Regions from separate parts of the Homo sapiens genome. Here region 1 is linked to region 2. The links are chromatin contacts, found by Hi-C or POLR2A ChIA-PET in ENCODE. All regions are on one chromosome and are shown on one strand. Each heading gives the region's core, a stretch centred on a gene start or an enhancer-like site at or near the end of the contact. The rest is flanking DNA. Distances are from core to core; before and after follow the strand shown.

Region 1 (6,878 bases), core at 1,913-4,412, 510 kb before region 2:
GTACCTGTAATCCCAGCTACTCGGGAGGCTGAGGCAGGAGAATTGCTTAAACCCAGGAGGCGGAGGTTGCAGTGAGCTGAGATCGTGCCACTGCACTCCAGCCTGGGCAACAGAGCACGACTCTGTCTCAGAAAAAGAAGAAAAAAAAAAGAAAGAGAGAAAGAGCATGATTTAAATAGTGCAGCCAGTTGCGTTCACTATCTGTTCGAGAATAAGCATGTGGTGGTGGCACCTAGGACTTCGCTATTCACCAGGTTGGTCTTGATTCCCTCGTGCCTCTCTTTCCACTAAGTGTGAGTAAAGTGTCTTTCATACCGCACAGTCCCTAATACAAGCGAATTCTCATCTAATGTTCAAACAAGAAAGCCCAGCTGTGCTGATTAGTTTATTTATTGAAAGGCAGCGTGTTAGTTTCTGAAACGGCTCCTTGCCAAAGGATTTTCAAACTAACTGTGATTTTTGGCTAAAGTGATTTTCACCCTTAGAATATTATTATCTGATAAGGTATGACTGCACTATATCCTCAATTACCTAAAGGGAAACTGAGTGTTTATGAAGATTCACTTAAGGTTACACAACTAGCAAGTGGTAGAGTTAGGGTCTAAGCCGAGATCCCTTTTCTCCAATCATTTTTCTTAACCATGTCTTATAGCCTCCTCTATGTGTGCTAGTCATCCAAACTCTTAAGATGACAGTACGGGAGAATGGAAAGAACATTAAGGCAGGAGTGAGCAGACTGGGGTTCTAGTTCCACTCCTGCCACTAATCAGCTGTGTTACTTTGGACAAGTTATGTAGCCCCTGTGGCTGCCTAGCTAGGCTGCAGCTTACAGCCTGATCTTACTCAGCAGTTGCCCTAGGTTCCCCAATTAGTATGATGGGGTAGAGCAAGGGAGAAGGGAGACTAGAGTCAGTGGCTACAAGTTTAAATGGGTATAAGGACCTAGCAATGTAAATGAGTCAATGACTGAAATGAACTGGGTGGGCACTACAGCCAACTATAGAGTGCCAGGGGAACATATGCCCAGAATATTCCTAAGCCTGCTGATTTTTCCAAAAGAAACTAGCACTCTGGATTTTTAAATGTTGGTAACCAACTCAAAATTTTTTCACACACTATGAGATTAAATAAAGCATGATGGTGGACTTCATTCAGCATGGGCTGTCGCTTTGCCACTTAGATTCAGCTAAGTGATCTCAAAGCTCTCTTCCAATATCCAGAAAGACCTAGAAAGAGTACAGAGCCTCCCAGGTCATGAGGGATAAGTGCTGACTGCCATCAAAATCAAGATGTCTTTACAAACACAGGGAAGCTGAGGGGCATCTTGACTCCTAGGGCAGTAAGTATGAACGTGGTCATGAGGAGCCCACTCAGTGAAAAGGGAAGAGAAGATGCTCTCCAGTTCCACAGGAAAGGCCAAGACTGGTCTGTGACCTCCAAAGAGAAAAAACTGGGAACTCTTAAAGGCTGTCAGGCCCATTTGGCTGACAGTCCAAGCTATGGCTTAAAGCAGTCTGACCTGACCTCACACATAAGGGCTTAAGCCAGGGAGAGCAAATAGGTTTCATTTAAAGCAGAAACTTCAATCAACTGGAAGTGGCTGCCTAGAGTAGTGTGCTGAGGGCTCTGAGTACAGTGTGAATATGTGCTGAGAACCAACCAATTAGCCATGACTGCCAGGGACACAGGAAGGGGCACTGGCAGCACACATTCCATGTATTTGTCACCCCTGGCTTAAACTCCCATTGGCAATGAATCAGCTTCAGCTTCCAGCAGATAGCCTTGCCAGGCAGAGGAAGACTAAAGCTCCTGCCCTGGAAATCCACTGGCAATAGAAGTCTTCAAGGCTGGTATAGCAAAGCTTACCCTGCATGGTCTTCATTCACACATACATACATCAAGTATTTACTGCTTTACATCAAGTGTTTACTGCTCTAGACTGGGCAATGGGGAAACAGAGGTGATTGAGACACTGTTCCTGTCCTGGAGATGTTCACAGTCTAATGGAAGAGACACACACTTCACAGATAATTATGATCAAATGTGGTAATAGGAGAAGTTATGGGAGCTGAGGGTTGGGGGTGACTTAATTTGCTTAAGGGAATTGAGCAAAGTAAGAGTTGAAATTTTTTTAAGTTAAAGAAGTTCTCTTGGCAAAGAAGGTGAAGGGCAAGGAGAGAATATTCTAAGCTGAGAGAACAGCATATATAATGATGGAAAACCAAATGGCCTACCCAGGAAACGAGGAAAACCTTGACAGCCCTGGAGTGTGAGGTGCATGAAGATTAGGCTGCAAAAGGAGTTTATGAAGGACAAGGTGTTTGGACTTTACAGGTGCTGGGTGCCAATGAAAGTTTTCAAGCAGAAGGCATAATCAGATTTGTAGGTGAAACAGATCACACTAGGTGCAATGTGTGTGTTCATGCTGGGAAACTGAAAAGGCTTCTGCGAAAACCCTACAAGAAAGAGGCCGACTGAAAAGATATTAAAGAAATTAAAGATCGGAAGATCCTTGGACGTGGAAGAATGCAAGAGGAATCAGTGGGTAAGTAGGTAGGTAGGTAGGTAAATGGGATGATCGTGCCACTGACTTCCATAAGACATAAGGAAAGAAGTGCAGGTTTGGGGCAGAACACAATAGCCAGTCCCATCCACTGGGTTCCAGAGGTAACAATCATTAGGGAGGTAACAAATTAGATATGCTTGTTCTAGATGGGAAGGTAGAGATTGAAACACTATTTTTAAGGTCGGGCTTCAAGCTCAGGCCCTCTTCACTTCTTGCCAGGGCCCCAGACCCTCTATCCTTTCCTCTGTGGTCTCCAGACCTTTCTATGACTCTCCCACCTCCAAAACCTCCCTCAACCCCCTCACCTTCAGACCCTTCTAAGGCCCTCCTCATTCCCAGGGCCCTCTATCGCCTCCTCATCCCCGACCCCTGTATGACCCTTCCCATCTCCGGCCTCTACATCCTTTGACCGTCCCTCACCCTCCACCCCCACATATAAGCTTCTTTCTCCCCTCTCACCTTCCCCAGCCCCCTGTGTCACCACCACCTCCTAAGTCTCCAGCCCAGAGCCTGCGTCTCAGCTGCCCCCGCCCCGCCACCCGGACTCACCCACCGAGACACCCACTTCACAACAGGGCGGAAGTGCTCCCGGGCTCGTGCGGGGAATGCTGGGACGCGGAGTCCGAGCGGCGCCACCCTGGGAATGGAACGTCTGAGACCACAATTCCCAGAAGGAACCGCGCGAGCGCCGGGGGCGGCCCCCTCCGTTTGCTGCCTTTCAGACGTCTTCAGCCAATAGATATGTCATCTTCTAACGGACCCTGGCACTGGAACAAATCGGAACGGGCGCGACACATGGGGGCGGGACCTGTTGCGATCCTGGCCTTTTCCATAGGCTTCCGGATAACAGCACCGCCCAATGGGAGGGCACTCGAGCAGAAGGGGGCCCAGTTCTACTGAGGGGTCGAAGTGAGAGCCTCAGACCCTGAAAGATCAAAGCAGACACAATAAGAAATAAGAAGAGAGAATGACTAGAGGTGACCAGCCCGATAGGCAGGAGAGAACTGGACAGTTGTAGCTTTAATTTCCAGCTTACAGCTAAGCTGTGTGACTTTGGAAGAATTCTGAACCTCGTTCTCTTCAACCATAAAATGAGGGTAGTAATGGCATCCATGTCACAGAGTTTTGTGAACTTTCAATGAGATAATACACCTAAAACGATTAGCTCAGGGCCTGGCTCCTAATAATGCACAGCGATTGTTAGCTATTATTATGTAAATCAGTTAGTACAGAGCTTGGCACTTCCTAGGTGTTGGAAGAATGTTAATCATTATTACAAAATAATCCTCATATAAATGCGGGTGCTCTGTACCACTGTGAATACTTTGGGGCATGAACAATCTAATGTGGTGTTGAGAATGGGGGCTTTGTAGTCAGACATGGATCCAAATCCCAACTCAACTACTTCGCAGCTGTGTGGCCTTGAACAAATTACTGCCATCTATTTTGTCTTTGGAATTTTCATCTATAAAATGCAAGTAATGTAAGAGAACTTACATCACAGGGTGTTATGAAGGTTAAATGAGACTATTTAGGTAAAAGTCTCTGAAGTCAAGCTGCTTGTGTCTGAAAGTTCTTACTTTCAAATGAAGGATGCAGGTCATACCACCCGCGTTGTGAAACCTTGGGCAAATTACTTAGCTTCTTTATGCCTGCATTTTCCCAGCTGTAAAATGGGAATGATAATACTTGCCTCTTCCTGAGACAGTTGTTGAGAGGAATAAATGGGAGAAGGTATGTAAAGAGCGTGACACATGTCTGACACACAGAAAGTGTTTAATAATCATTAGCTAGTCCAGGCACGGAGGCTCATGCCTGTAATCCCAGCCCTCTGGGAGGCTGAGACGGAAGGATCGCTTTAGTCCAGGAGTTTGAGACCAGCCTGGGCAGCGAAGTGAGACCTCGTCTCTATTTTAAAAAATAGAAAATACAATAATATACATAATCATTAGCTATTATTATTATTACCAATGGTTATGCGGCTTAGGGAAAATTGACAATACCTAGCATCTGGTAAGAGCTCAATGCATGTTGGCTAGTGTTAAAATAGGAGAATTCTTAGCTTTAACGACCCAGTTTAAATTCCTTCTCTGTGAAACATGTTCCAACTTATTTGTAGTAATAACTCATGTGATTTTACTCAGTAAACATAATAACAACCCGTAAATACTCCTTGGTGTTGAAGTCTCACAGTAGCCCTATGAGATTGGTATTGTTTGCTCCACTTTACAAAGAGGGAATGAGACTTAGAGAAACGAAGTGACCTACTCAAGATCACAGAGCCAATAAGAACCAGGGCTGCGATTTGTCACCCCCTAGGCATGTGACTCCAAAGGTCCTACACTGCATGAGGAAGAGACCATATGTGGAAGTAGGAGGGTTTGAGATGGGGAGGGACAGTGCAACAGTGTGGGGTGCCAAGGGAGCCGGAAACATTTGAGAGAGTGTCAGGATCTGAAGCTGGAGAGGCAGCTTTGCAGGGTCAGGTAAGGACGTGTCCACTTCAGCATCATCTGCCCTAAGAGGAAGAAGGGAGGCGAGTGTGCAGAGAGAGGAGAGGACATCATTAGGACACAAGAGGGCGCGCCTCGCCCTCAATACAGCCTCGAATTATTCTATGGTTTCCCTTAGCCTTTGTCTAATTAAAGCCTGGCATTCTACAGAAGAGAAAAAACTAACGAAGTCCTCAAGAGGCCAACTGCCCTTTAGTGCCGTGTAGAAATAAGCAACAGAGCCTGAACCTGTTCCAGGTTCTCTCTGGTTCAGCACCCATCAGGATTTGGTTTGCAAGCGTTCTGTCTGCATTTGTCTACCAGGACTCTCTCTGATTTGGGCAGACACTAGGCTCTAAGGATGCAGAGATGAAGCAAACCTGGTCTCTGACCCCAGGGCCTGATCTCTAAACTTTCCCAATAGAGCGCTCCCATAAGTGAAGCCTTTTTGAGTTTTTGAGTTGAGCACACACTCCCAACATATGTGTATTTATTTACTTATAAATGATGTGCCTGTAATAGCTAACTTTCCTTGAACATTTGCAATGCATTATTAGGTCCTTCTCTCAGTGCTTTATATGTATTAACTCATTTAATACATCCAAAACCCTTTGAGGGAGAGTCTAACACTATCCCATATTACAGAAAAGGAAACTATGGTATAGAGAGGTTAAATAACATGCTAACGGCACGTGGCTAAAAAAGCAGGCAGTCTAGCTTCAGAATAAGGTAAGATTTTTAAAAAATAGAAATAGAAGTTATAACAGTTTCTTTGCAACCATAGTGTGATAATCTTGTGCACTCAGCTTTGGAGACCACTATTTCTGTGGCTTTCAGGCCTGTGATCAGTCCTTTGAGAAAGGGAGGTGCAGGAAATTGTGGGAGCCCAGGGGCAACAGTTATCTAGGCTGGGAGATCAGGAAAGGCTTCTGAAGAAAGTGATGGCTGAACTGCATCTTAAATAATACTTAAGAGTTCCCCAGGGAAAAGGTATTTTTCAGTGCAAGAACAGCATATGCAATGGCCCAGAGACAAAAGGTGTGATGATGTCCTGGGACCCACAGGTAGTCTAGCATAGTCAGAGTACAGAGTGACAAGGGGGTAGGCTTCTCCTCCCAGTGTTGCTATGAGGCTTAACTGGAGATAGATGGGAACAGGCCTTCATGTTTTTTATTGAGGGAACAGGCAATCAGTCTGCTGTCTCCTGGGCAGCATCCCAGCTTTTTGATCCTTAGCTGCCAATCCCTCTATAACCCAGATGGCAAAAGGGGTCCCTTGGCCCCTTGAAGATCTGGTTGAACTTGACCTGGACCCCATTCCACAGCTTAGGACTGGCCAAAGGCTTCTCTCTTTGCCCTCTCTCTCCATGAATTTCCAACCTTATTTCCTCTGGACTACAGTTTCTGTGAATCCAACCCTTTCACCTTCTGCCTCATTGTACTCCAGCCCGGACAACAAGAGCAAAACTGCATCTCAAAAAAAAAAAATTCAATCAAGCCAAGCATTCATGGATTTAGTACATTTATTGAGGGTTTGGAGATCTTGAGATTACATTACGTACCACATGGCCACCTGCCATCTCCCAGATTTTCTTATTCAGCCTCCAGAGCCTTCCCAAAGCCTGTGTTCCCATTTGATTCTCCCTTGCACACACAGTAGCCCCACCTTCTACTAAAAACTGAGTTCAGTCTCATAGCCCACACATACTCACTATCTCCCTGCCAAGCTGGCTTGCTTTTCTTACCCCCACCTTCCAACACACACGCACCCATTCTACCCTACCCCAGGGTGCTCCAGCCTGCTCCCTAACCAAGCCCAGA
Region 2 (6,186 bases), core at 731-3,230:
CAGGCACACTCCATCACACCCAGATAATTTTTGTATTTTTTGTAGAGATGGGGTTTTGCCATGTTGCTCAAGCTGGTCTCAAACTCCTGGGCTTAAGAGATTCACCAGCCTAGGTCTCCCAAAGTGTTGTAATTACAGGTGCGAGCCACAGCTCCTGGCCCATCTTACCATTCCTTATTAATAACAGAGCACTCATTGTTAGCTGGGCACATTGTACCCAGTTAAGAGAATGTTTCCCAGGCTCCCTTGCAGCTGAGTATGGCCATGTGAGTGAGTATGTTTTGGCAAAAATGTGCGGGACTTTCGAGGCAGTCCTTTTTTCTTTCTTTCTTTTTCTTTTTCTTTTTTTTTTTTTTTTGAGACAGAGTCTCGCTCTGTCGCCCAGGATGGAGTGCAGCGGCGCGATCTCGGCTCACTGCAACCTCCGCCTCCTGGGTTCACGCCATTCTCCTGCCTCAGCCTCTCGAGTTGCTGGGATTACAGGCGCCCGCCACCACGCCCGGCTAATTTTTTATATTTTTAGTAGAGACGGGATTTCACTGTGTTAGCCAGGATGGTCTCCATCTCCTGACCTCGTGATCCGCCAGCCTGGGCCTCCCAAAGTGCTGGGATTACAGGCGTGAGCCTCCGCGCCCAGCCCCAAGGCAGTCTTCTTAAAAGGAAGAGGATGCATCTTTCTTCCCTTTTTCCTTCCCACTGTTTGGAATATGGACCATAGTGAGGTGACCTTAACACTGGAAGCCAAATACTGAGGATGGCTGAACAGCCCTGAACTGCCTACTTTTGGACTTATATTTCATGGAAAGAGAGAAATTTCTGGCTAGGTGCAGCGGCTCATGCCTGTAATCCCAGCACTTTGAGAGGCCAAGGCAGGAGGATCGCTTGAGCCCAGGAGCTCGAGACCAGCCTGAGCAACACAGGGAGATTTCATCTCCATGAAAAAAATAAAAATAATAGGCAGGCCTGGTGGCGCACCTGTGCTCCCAGCTACTCCAGAGGTTGGGGTGGGAGGATCGCTTAAGCTTGGGAGGTTGAGGCTTCAGTGAGCTGTGATCACGCCACTGCACTCCAACCTGGGTGACAGAGCAAAACCGTCTCAGGAAAAAAAATAAATAAATTTCAATCGTAAGCTATTTTTTTCTTTTGTTATTTGCAATTGAATGTAATCCTGATACATTCCTGTTGTTGAAGCTGTTTGCCTGCCTCCCACTAGGAAGCCTAAGGGTCCAGATCCTCCCCCAGTCAGAGGAATGGGGAACTAGAAAAAGAAAGGCAAAGGCACTGCCAGGCAAGAAAACGCTGGGTCTCCTTCCACAAGTTTGGTAAGTAAGCAAGATACCAGGAGGATAGAATGGTAAGTGAGCCTAGAAATAGACTATTATATACATAGGGTTTATTAAATACATAGAGAACACTGAATGCTAGACTAAGAAATTTGGACTTTATTCTGGAAGTCCCTTGCAATAGGGGACCTTGTCTGTTTTATTTTCTAATGCCTCGCACTTTGTAGAAGCTCAGTGAATGAATATATTCTTTATTAATTTATGCCGTCTGCTTAATAAACAGAAATGTTGGAAGGTGAACCAGTTGGGAGTCACCATCTGATCAACCCCTGCCTGCTTTTTATAAATAATGTAACTGAACCATCATTTACTGGAAGTGGCAATCAACCTGTGAGGAACGGCAAACCAAAAAGTCCACCTTGGGTGTCATGGTGATGGAATTGGAGGCGGAGACCAGGGAGAGCAGCGGGCTAGGATCTCTGAGAGTCTCCGCAACATGGCGGCCCTGGAACCACCTGACCGGCAGGAGGCGGAGCTCCGCCCCAGCTCGCTCGGCCCCACCCCGCTCGGCCCTGCCCAGCGCACTCCTAGACCGGGGCGCAAGGGTTGTGAGGTGTTTGAGCGAAGCGCCTGCGCAGGGCAGCGGCGCGCGGGGCGGAGGCTTTATAATCACTTCGTCGTTGCCGCTCGGCTTCTATCGCCGGGAGGGCGGTTGAGGCGGTGGTGGCGGCGTCGGCGGCGGCCGGGCGCTGGCTGAGGGGCGCTGAGGCGGGAGCTGTGGCGGCGCTGGGCGCCCCTGGCTCCTCGGCCTCTGCCGGCCATGGGCTCCGAGAAGGACTCCGAGTCGCCGCGCTCCACATCGCTACATGCGGCCGCACCCGACCCTAAGTGCCGCAGCGGCGGCCGGCGCCGGCGCCTCACCTTGCACAGCGTCTTCTCTGCCTCGGCCCGCGGCCGCCGCGCCCGGGCCAAGCCGCAGGCCGAGCCGCCGCCCCCGGCTGCGCAGCCGCCGCCCGCCCCGGCCCCTGCCGCGGCCCAGGGCCCGCCGCCCGAGGCGCTGCCCGCCGAGCCGGCCGCCGAGGCCGAGGCGGAGGCCGCGGCGGCGGCGGCGGAGCCTGGGTTCGACGATGAGGAGGCGGCGGAGGGCGGTGGCCCGGGCGCGGAGGAGGTGGAGTGTCCGCTGTGCCTGGTGCGGCTGCCGCCTGAGCGGGCCCCGCGCCTCCTCAGCTGTCCGCACCGCTCGTGCCGGGACTGCCTCCGCCACTACCTGCGCCTGGAGATAAGCGAGAGCAGGGTGCCCATCAGCTGCCCCGAGTGCAGCGAGCGACTCAACCCGCACGACATCCGCTTGCTGCTCGCCGACCCGCCGCTTATGCACAAGTACGAGGAGTTCATGCTGCGCCGCTACCTAGCCTCGGACCCCGACTGCCGCTGGTGCCCGGCCCCGGACTGCGGGTGAGCGCGGGGGCGTGGCGCGGGTGGCGGCGGGCTGCAGCCGAGGGGCGTGGCTGGGGGCAGCAGGGACCCCGCGTGGGTGTCCCAAGCAGGGAAACCCGCAAGGCGGCAGCTTCGGCGGGGTGGTAACCATCAGGCAAGCCCAGACTAGTGGTGTGAACGCACCCGACACCCCGCCCCCTGCCCCAGGGCTCGAGGTGGCTGCTAAGCATTCGGTGAGGGGAAGGGAGCTGTCCAAGTTAGGAGACAGGGAGAGGCGGTTTTTTTGTTGGGGGAATGCCCTCTGTCCGGAGGTGAGGACAGTATCTTTTTTTTTTTTTCTTTTTTTTTTTGGAGACGGAGTCTCGCCCTGCCGCCCAGGCTGGAGTGCAATGGCGCGATCTCGGCTCACTGCAACCTCCGCCTCTCAGGTTCAAGCGATTCTCCTGCCTCAGCCTCCCGAGTAGCTGGGATTACAGGCGCCCGCCACCACACCCGGCTAATTTCTTTGTATTTTTAGTAGAGATGGGGTTTCACCATGTTGGCTAGGCTGGTCTCGAACTCCTGACCTCAGGTGATCCTCCTGCCTCGGCCTCCCAAAGTGCTGGGATTACAGGCGTGAGCCACCGCTCCCGGCCAAGGTGGGGAGTATCTCTTAATGAGAGTGGGGAGGGGATATTTGGCCAAGGAGGGAATGAGAATATTCTGAGGGGGCAGCGCGTCGGAGGGGTGTGTCCACTTGGCTAGGGACAGACTTAGCATTGCAGAAGAAGGCGTGTTCTCCCTGACAACCACCGCTGAAAGTTGGGATGGAGGTGACTGGGGAATAGGCTCTCGGGTACCCTGAGCACTATGTGTTCTGTGCCACGCTATCGGGAGGCACTCTGTCGTTCTTACCTTGCTGCCTTGGGTAGGGTGAGGGGTAGACAGATATGTTCTTTGTCCAGAGTCTCAATGGGGGCACTGAGAAGAATGCCCAGAGGTTGGTGTGATAGGAGAAATTGTGTTTCTGAACCCCTTTGATCTTGAGTTCTTGATGACAGTCTTTTTAATGCACCATGTAGGCTGAATTTTAAAGGGCAGTAAATTAAAATATGCAATATCTGCAGAGACATAATACACCAGATTTTGCTATCTGAAGCATTCAGTGGAGACCTTCCTCGCCCTCCCCGCCTTTAGAAGTCTAATTGTTACTGTCAGTATATCCCATGAAGGGGTTGCACGCAGGAAGAGGGGCTCATTTAAGTAGTTGGGAGTCAGACAGCCATTACCTGTTCTGTGACCTTGGGCAGATAATTTTATTCTTGTGTGTCATGTTTTGGCGACAAAAAGATGCTGGGGAGTCCTTGCAGTGTGTAAACGTAATGCTAGTAAAAAGTTGTGTGATCTTTAGCTTCAAAGGAGTTAAGGACTTTTAATTGTAGCCTATATATCAAGGTGGTTTTGAAATCTCCATGATGCTGCTGGTTGTCTCCTTTCAAAAGGAGCTGTCTTAGAGTGTCTAGGAGAGTAAGAAGAGTTAACTTCTGTTTTTAATTCTGCCAAACTTGTTTAGAAATGGGTGTGCTATTTAACCTCACTGAGATGGGGTTTCTAAATTACTTTGAAGTGTTGTGGTCAAAGGAATGGTGTTTATGGTGGCTCACTTTCACTTTCAGTTAATAAGTATCAGGAAGGACCTTTTAGGTTCATGGAACTGTCTATGTCTAGTGATCTTACTGGCCCTCTGAGGTTAATTTATATTAAAGTTTTACAGATACTGTTGATCTGTTTTCTTAACCAAACGAATATTAAGAGAACACAGGCCAGGCTCGGTGGCTCACGCCTATAGTCCTAGCATTCTGGGAGACCAAGGTGGGTGGATCACCTGAGGTCGGGAGCTCAAGACCAGCCTGGCCAACATAGTGGTATCCTGTCTCTGCTAAAAATAGAAAAATTAGCCGGGCATGGTGGTGCACACCTGTAGTCCCAGCTACCCAGGAGGCTGAGGCAGAATCGCTTGAACCTGTGAGGCAGAGGTGCAGTGAGCCGAGATCAGGCCACTATACTCCAGCCTGGGTGACAGAGCGAGATTCTGTCTCAAGAAAAAAAAAAAACAAAACACTGCATAGTTAATTTTGGAATAGTACATTAACTCCTTTCTGAGATGTTTCCTTGAGTTCTAAGAAATGTGGCAGATCATCTTTCTGGAAAAGGTCCCTGTTTGTTTTTTTATTTTTCTAAAGTCAGTTTCTGTCTTTGCTCACATCAATAAAAATGCACAGAAAATAATTTTCAAGCTTGGTGACAACTCTCAACTATTTGGAAGTTATTAAAAAATTAGGCCATTTCTTATTTTAGCCAAGTATTATGTTAGTATCCTCCAGATTTTATTTTTTTAATTAGTTAGAAGAATGATAATCATATATATAGTTATATATATAAACAATGTATTTTTTTATATGTGTCATCTACGGACTTAAGGTGGAGTTTGGGGAAAGAAGAAAGCTGGCCTCTCAATACCTGTGTGCCAGGTATATATAATTTAATTCGATACAACCTTGTGAGATAGGTTTAGGTTTGATATAGTTTTATAAATGAGGAAACTAAAGTTTAAGGAAATTGAATGACTTGTTCAGGGTCATATAACTAGTAAGTGGTGGAACCAGGCTTAGAACAGGGGTCTTAATTCCAACCAATGCCAATATTCCTTCCATTCAGCCCCTGTTTTAAAAAGCATTTGCTTGTCAACATAGCCGCATTATTGAGGATGCTGCTGCTTGGGTGCATTTCATTAAGTGTAGCCTGAGGACAACATGGAGAAAGCCAAAGATACTAGAGTCTAGTTTCCTTTCTGATTCCTGTTGTTAACAGCCTCCTACCTACGTTATTTTTCTTATCTGAAATAGGTCTAATTCTTTCCTGACTTGAGAGGTTTAATTAATGTTTACACGGTGTTTTGAGATCTTCAGTTGAAAGTGGTTATAGGGAGTAACTTTAAAATTCTGTTAGTTGCCAAATAGATGCCTGAGTTCTCCCTTGGGATGTGCCTAGTGGCTTTGCATCTCTTTTTTTTTGAGACAGCGTCTCGCTCTGTCACCCAAGCTGGAGTGCAGCAGTGGTGCAATCACGGCTCACTGCAGCCTCAATCTCCTGGGCTCAGGCGATCCTCCTGCCTCAGCATCTCAAGTAGCTGGGAACACGGGTGCATGCCACCAAGCCCAGCTAATTATTATTATTAATATTATTATTATTATTTGTAGAGATAGGGTCTCCCTGTGTTGCCCAGGCTGGTCTCGAACTCCTGGGCTCAAGCTGTTTTCCCGCCTTGGCCTCCCAAAGTGCTGGGATTATTGCTGCCTCTTTTTAATGCCAGGAAAAAAAATAGCTTCTGTGTTCTTACTGGATGTCATGGTTCCCTTGTTTTGTTTTGAACAGTGTTGTTTTGTTTTGTTTTAGAGACAGAGTCTCACTCTGTGCCCAGGCTGGA

Evidence for each region. Hi-C counts contacts between places; a loop is a spot of excess contacts on that map. ChIA-PET counts read pairs that join two places held with the same protein, here RNA polymerase II (POLR2A). Pooled maps may share reads with other maps.
Region 1: a loop to region 2 is called in a pooled map, with 7 times the contacts of the local background. The contact joins the promoter of ZSCAN20 here to the promoter of RNF19B in region 2. A Hi-C loop is called at or near these places in 1 of 37 single-sample maps with no recorded cell type and 7 of 50 pooled maps. POLR2A ChIA-PET finds 5 or more read pairs at or near these places in 3 of 52 experiments (CD8-positive, alpha-beta memory T cell, activated B cell and activated naive CD4-positive, alpha-beta T cell).

The regions. Positions count from the first base shown.
Region 1 is chr1:33,468,929-33,475,806 of GRCh38, reverse strand. ZSCAN20 (zinc finger and SCAN domain containing 20) reads right to left here and starts at 3,162. Exons shown (of 8, transcript NM_001377376.1): 1 at 3,116-3,162. It also overlaps the pseudogene TLR12P. RefSeq lists a silencer at 4,905-5,199 and an enhancer at 6,589-6,878.
Region 2 is chr1:32,960,603-32,966,788 of GRCh38, reverse strand. It overlaps RNF19B (ring finger protein 19B), which reads left to right and starts at 1,980. Exons shown (of 9, transcript NM_001300826.2): 1 at 1,980-2,738. The coding sequence starts at 2,104. RefSeq lists silencers at 1,696-2,265, 2,626-2,835 and an enhancer at 1,881-2,385.